2 separate regions of the Homo sapiens genome follow, and region 2 is linked to region 1. A link is a contact called in ENCODE Hi-C or POLR2A ChIA-PET data. All regions are on one chromosome and are shown on one strand. The core of a region is the stretch at or near the end of the contact, and the rest is flanking DNA. Distances in the headings are between cores, read along the strand shown. Region 1 overlaps TRIM37 (tripartite motif containing 37). Region 2 holds the start of SMG8 (SMG8 nonsense mediated mRNA decay factor).

Region 1 (2,546 bases), core at 18-2,517:
GATAAAATGCTCATCAGCCAGGCCTGGTGGCACATGCCTGTAGTCCCAGCTACTTGAAAGGCTGAGGCAGGAGGATCGCTTGAGCCCAGGAGTTTGGGACTAGCCTGGGCAACTTAGCAAAGCCCCATCTCTATAAAAAAAAAAAAAAAAAAAAAAAATTTAAAAATTAGCCAGGCACACATTGGTGTGCACCTGTAATTGTCCTAGCTACTAGGGAGGCTGAGGAGGGAGGCCCACTTGAGCCCAGGAGTTCAAGCCTGCAGTGAGCTATGATTGTACCACTGTACTCCAGCCTAGGTAACAGAACACAAGACCCTGAGGGACAGAGGAAGGAAGGAAGAATTAAGAATGAAGGGGATAAAGGGACTGGTCTAAATTGTGTCAAATAGAATGCCATAGAGATAGCAAAAATAACAAAGGAGAGACAATAGATAAAAGGAAAAAAGTTGAAAATTTTGTAGAATTATAAAAAACATTCTGAATTAAATACAAATAAAACATATCAAAATTTGTGGGATGTGACTATAGCAGTGCTTAAAAGGAAAGGTATGACATTATTTATATTAGAAGAGAAAATATCTCAAATCAATAATCTAAACTACTACTTTAAGAAACTAGAAAAAGGAAATTAAACTCAAAGCAAGTAAAAGGAAGGAAATAATAAAAAACATAATAAAATCAGCAGAAAAACAAAAAAACCACAATGAAACAAAATGGTGTTTCTTTGAAAAGATCGATAAAGTTAAAAAAGCCTCTAGGTAGATTCACTAACAAAAAGAGAGCAAACAAAATTTCCAATATCAGGAATGAAAGAGGACATCAACTACAGGTTCTATAAACAGTAAAATATAATAAAATGCTATCAGTAACTGTATGCTCATGAAACCAAAAACAGATGAAATGAGCAAATTCTTTCCTAGGTACAAACTACCAAAGGTTACTCAAGGAAAAATCGATGGGTATTTTAACTCTTAAAGAAATAAAATCTGCTCTAGTTTAAAAAGCTTCCAACAAAGGCAACTGTGGCCCCACATGGCTTCAGTGGTACACTCTTCCTTTTCTCTTTTTAAGAAGAGTTTGGTTAGCATTATTTCAGCCTTAAATATTTAGAAATCGTCTCCATCTTCAGCAAAACAAAAAAACAAAAAAACAAACTTTCCTGTTCTAAAAGAGTGAAGAGTTTACAACAATTTTATGAAGTAGGGGAAAAAGAAAAAGAGCAGAGACGGTTAAAGAGGCCAAAACTAGCTAGTTCTGTGAAGCACCACCTCCACCTTGTGGCCCTTCATGGAACTGTTGCTGAAAACACTAAAACACACTGAGTTGAACTTCAAGGCACAAATTTGACCTCTTATTAGTAGTGTTTCTGAATTCCCGACAAATACCAACCTTCAGGATTCAAAAACAATGAATTGGAATTCTCTGGAATTCCCCAAATCTACATTATTCTTTTAAAAAAGTTATTAAATACATTTTTCAAACTCTATTCATTACATGTGTATCTTTTTTTTTTGAGACGGCGTCTCACTCTGTCACCCAGGTTGGCGTGCCACTGCGTGATCTCAGCCTACTGCAACCTCCACCTCCCAGGTTCAAGCAATTCTCCTGTCTCAGCCTCCCAAGTAGCTGGGATTACAGGCATGTGCCACCACACCCAGCTAATTTTTTTGTATTTTTAGTAGAGATGTGTTTCACCATACTGGCCAAGCTGGTCTCGAACTCCTGACCTTGTGATCTACCCGCTTCGGCCTCCCAAAGTGCTGGGATTATAGGTGTGAGCCACCGCATCCAGCCTACATGTGTATCTTTAAAACAAATCATTTAATTAGTATTTGTAAGAGCTGAGGCCTATAGTGAATATTCAAATGCTAGACTGCATGTGGGTATTACTGGGTAGTATGTGAATAATGTCACGTTTAGAACTCAGCAAGGTTTACAGTACTATGCAGAATCACATGTTAATAAAAATGCCAATATAAGGATTTTGCTTCAAAATCTTTCTTGGAACACCAATCAATTTTTATTAAGTATACCATGTGTAAACTCATTATTATTTACTTAGCAGCAGACAGGGCCATGAACACACATAAAACGGCGATATTTATAATGAGGACTGATTTGTAATCACTTCTTTCCAAGGAGCTCCTGTTGACCTTAACCTTTGATTCCAGGTATCAGTATTTCCAGTTTTTACTTTCAACTTGCCCTAAGTAGATTCCTTCAAATCAGTAATGTTTCTGTGTTGTTAAAATTAATTCTAATAAGACAATTAGAATAATGTTTTCCATTTATTAAACTTCTTGACTAATTTTTTTCAGAATTCAAAAAAAACACACATTTCCCAAGAAATGCTAGGAAGAAATTCCTGCATGAAAACGCCTGGTCTTTTATCAAGCACTAAGATCTGGAAGTTTCCTACCTTTGTGAATGTAAAGAAAAAGACAAATGGCTGGACGTCAATGATAGCAATTACAAGATACTATTAATTGTAAGGAGCTTCAGAGATTGTTAACGCAAAAGAAATCTGCATCTTATTACTCTGTCAA
Region 2 (2,546 bases), core at 35-2,534, 200 kb after region 1:
AAATGCAATGGTTTATTTTGCTTGCTTTTGAACTCTATAGAAATAAAATCAGGCCTGGCGCAGTGGCTCTCGCCTGTAATCCCACCACTTTGGGAGGCCGAGGCGGGCAGATCATGAGATCAGGAGATTGAGACTATCCTGGCCAACATGGTGAAATCCTGTCTCTATTAAAAATACAAAAGTTAGCTGGGTGTGGTCTCACGCACCTGTAATCCCAGCTACTTGGGAGGCTGAGGCAAGAGAATCACTTGCACCGGGGAGCCGGAGGTTGCAGTGAGTCGAGATCGCGCCACTGAACTCTAGCCTGGCCACAGAGCAAGACTGCATCTCCAAAAAAAAAAAAAAAAAAAAAAAAAAATAGAATTATAGGGTATATACACTTTTGTTTCTGATTTCTTTCAATCAACATTTATTTTAAAGATTCAGTCATGTTATTGTATAGTGCTATAGATAATTTTTTTAGATTCAAAGATTTTTATTTTTTACAAAACCCCAGAATAATAAACGTTATAATTATACATTTAAATCTGGTTGTAAGTTTTATCCTGGCAGCTATTTGTCAATATGCCTTCTAGTTAGAGAGGTTCTGCAAGTTATAATTTACATACAAAGATATTTCGCAATTTTTTTTTTTTTTGAGACGGAGTCTCACTCTGTCGCCCAGGCTGGAGTGCAGCGGGGTGATCTCGGCTCACTGCAACCTCCACCTCCTGGTTCGAGCAATTCTCCTGCCTCAGCCTCCTGAGCAGCTGGAACTACAGGTATGCGCCACCACGCCTAATTTTTGCTTTTTTTTTTTTTTTTTTTTTTTTTTTTAGACGGTTTTCGCTCTTGTTGCCCAGGCTGGAGTGCAATGGTGTGATCTCGGTTCACTGCAACTTCCGCCTCCCGGGTTCAAGCGATTGTCCTGCCTCAGCCTCCCGAGTAGCTGGGATTACAGGCGCCCGCCACCACGCCCGGCTAATTTTCGTATTTTTAGTAGAGATGGGGTTTCACCATGTTGGCCAGCCTGGTCTCGAACTCCTGACTTCAGGTGATCCGCCCGCCTTGGCCTCCCAAAGTGCTAGGATTACAGGCGTGAGCCACCGCAGTAGTCCCAGTTTTGTTTTGTTTTTTTGTTTTTTGTTTTTGATATCTCAATTCCTACAGTTGAGGAAACAAACTAGGAGAGGAGAAGAGGAGGCGGAACTCAAGTGACGGGAAAGCAGGAACTGAAGAAGCGGAGGAAGGATTTCAAAATTGGACGAAAGCCGGTCGGTTTTACTAACGGACCGGAAGGACTCTAGAGAACGCTCTGCACTATGGCTGGTCCCGTGAGCTTGCGAGACCTTCTAATGGGAGCATCAGCCTGGATGGGCTCTGAAAGTCCCGGAGGGTCCCCTACTGAGGGCGGAGGGAGCGCGGCTGGCGGACCGGAGCCTCCATGGCGGGAGGATGAGATCTGCGTTGTGGGAATCTTCGGCAAGACGGCTCTACGCCTGAATTCCGAGAAGTTCTCTCTTGTGAATACGGTGTGCGACCGACAGGTCTTTCCTCTCTTTCGCCACCAAGATCCTGGGGATCCAGGACCTGGAATCAGAACTGAGGCTGGCGCCGTGGGTGAGGCCGGTGGAGCCGAGGACCCTGGGGCTGCAGCCGGGGGTTCAGTTCGGGGAAGTGGAGCTGTCGCGGAAGGTAACCGAACTGAGGCAGGCTCCCAGGACTACAGCCTTCTGCAGGCCTACTACAGTCAGGAAAGCAAAGTTCTGTATCTTCTCCTCACCTCCATCTGTGACAATTCACAGCTTCTCCGGGCTTGTCGGGCTCTTCAGAGCGGGGAAGCTGGAGGTGGACTCTCTTTACCTCATGCAGAAGCACACGAGTTCTGGAAGCATCAAGAGAAGCTGCAGTGCCTCAGTCTCCTTTACCTATTCTCTGTCTGTCATATCTTGCTTCTGGTCCATCCCACTTGTTCCTTTGATATCACTTATGATCGAGTATTCAGAGCCCTGGATGGGCTGAGACAGAAGGTCCTGCCGCTCCTTAAAACAGCCATTAAGGATTGTCCAGTTGGCAAAGACTGGAAGCTAAACTGCCGACCTTGCCCACCTAGACTCCTTTTCCTCTTTCAACTCAATGGAGCCCTCAAGGTAGAACCTCCTCGGAACCAAGACCCAGCTCATCCAGACAAGCCCAAGAAACATTCTCCCAAAAGGAGGCTGCAGCATGCCCTGGAGGACCAGATCTATAGAATCTTCCGGAAGAGTCGTGTCTTGACTAATCAGAGCATCAACTGCCTCTTTACTGTGCCTGCCAACCAAGCTTTCGTGTACATAGTACCGGGAAGCCAGGAGGAGGACCCAGTAGGTATGTTGCTGGACCAACTTAGGAGTCATTGTACTGTGAAGGACCCGGAATCTTTGCTGGTGCCTGCACCCCTTTCTGGGCCTAGGCGATACCAGGTGATGAGGCAGCACAGCCGACAACAACTTTCCTTTCACATTGACAGCAGCAGTTCCAGTTCTTCAGGCCAGCTAGTGGATTTCACTCTTCGGGAATTCCTATGG

What was found. Hi-C counts contacts between places; a loop is a spot of excess contacts on that map. ChIA-PET counts read pairs that join two places held with the same protein, here RNA polymerase II (POLR2A). Pooled maps may share reads with other maps.
Region 2: a pooled map shows a loop between it and region 1 (2.9-fold over the local background). The contact joins the promoter of SMG8 here to the enhancer-like site in region 1. A Hi-C loop is called at or near these places in 1 of 50 pooled maps. POLR2A ChIA-PET finds 5 or more read pairs at or near these places in 2 of 52 experiments (GM12878 and HEK293).

Annotation. Positions count from the first base shown.
Region 1 is chr17:59,003,789-59,006,334 of GRCh38, forward strand. All of the region lies in intron 22 of TRIM37 (tripartite motif containing 37), which reads right to left. Among named protein-coding and RNA genes, the nearest start is that of TRIM37, 100 kb to the right of the region's middle. Within about 2 kb of position 1,268, at least 2 of the 41 ENCODE cell types and tissues checked have a DNase peak (open chromatin) inside an H3K27ac peak, as active enhancers do.
Region 2 is chr17:59,208,751-59,211,296 of GRCh38, forward strand. It overlaps SMG8 (SMG8 nonsense mediated mRNA decay factor), which reads left to right and starts at 1,285. Exons shown (of 4, transcript NM_018149.7): 1 at 1,285-2,546. The coding sequence starts at 1,302. RefSeq lists an enhancer at 1,094-1,163.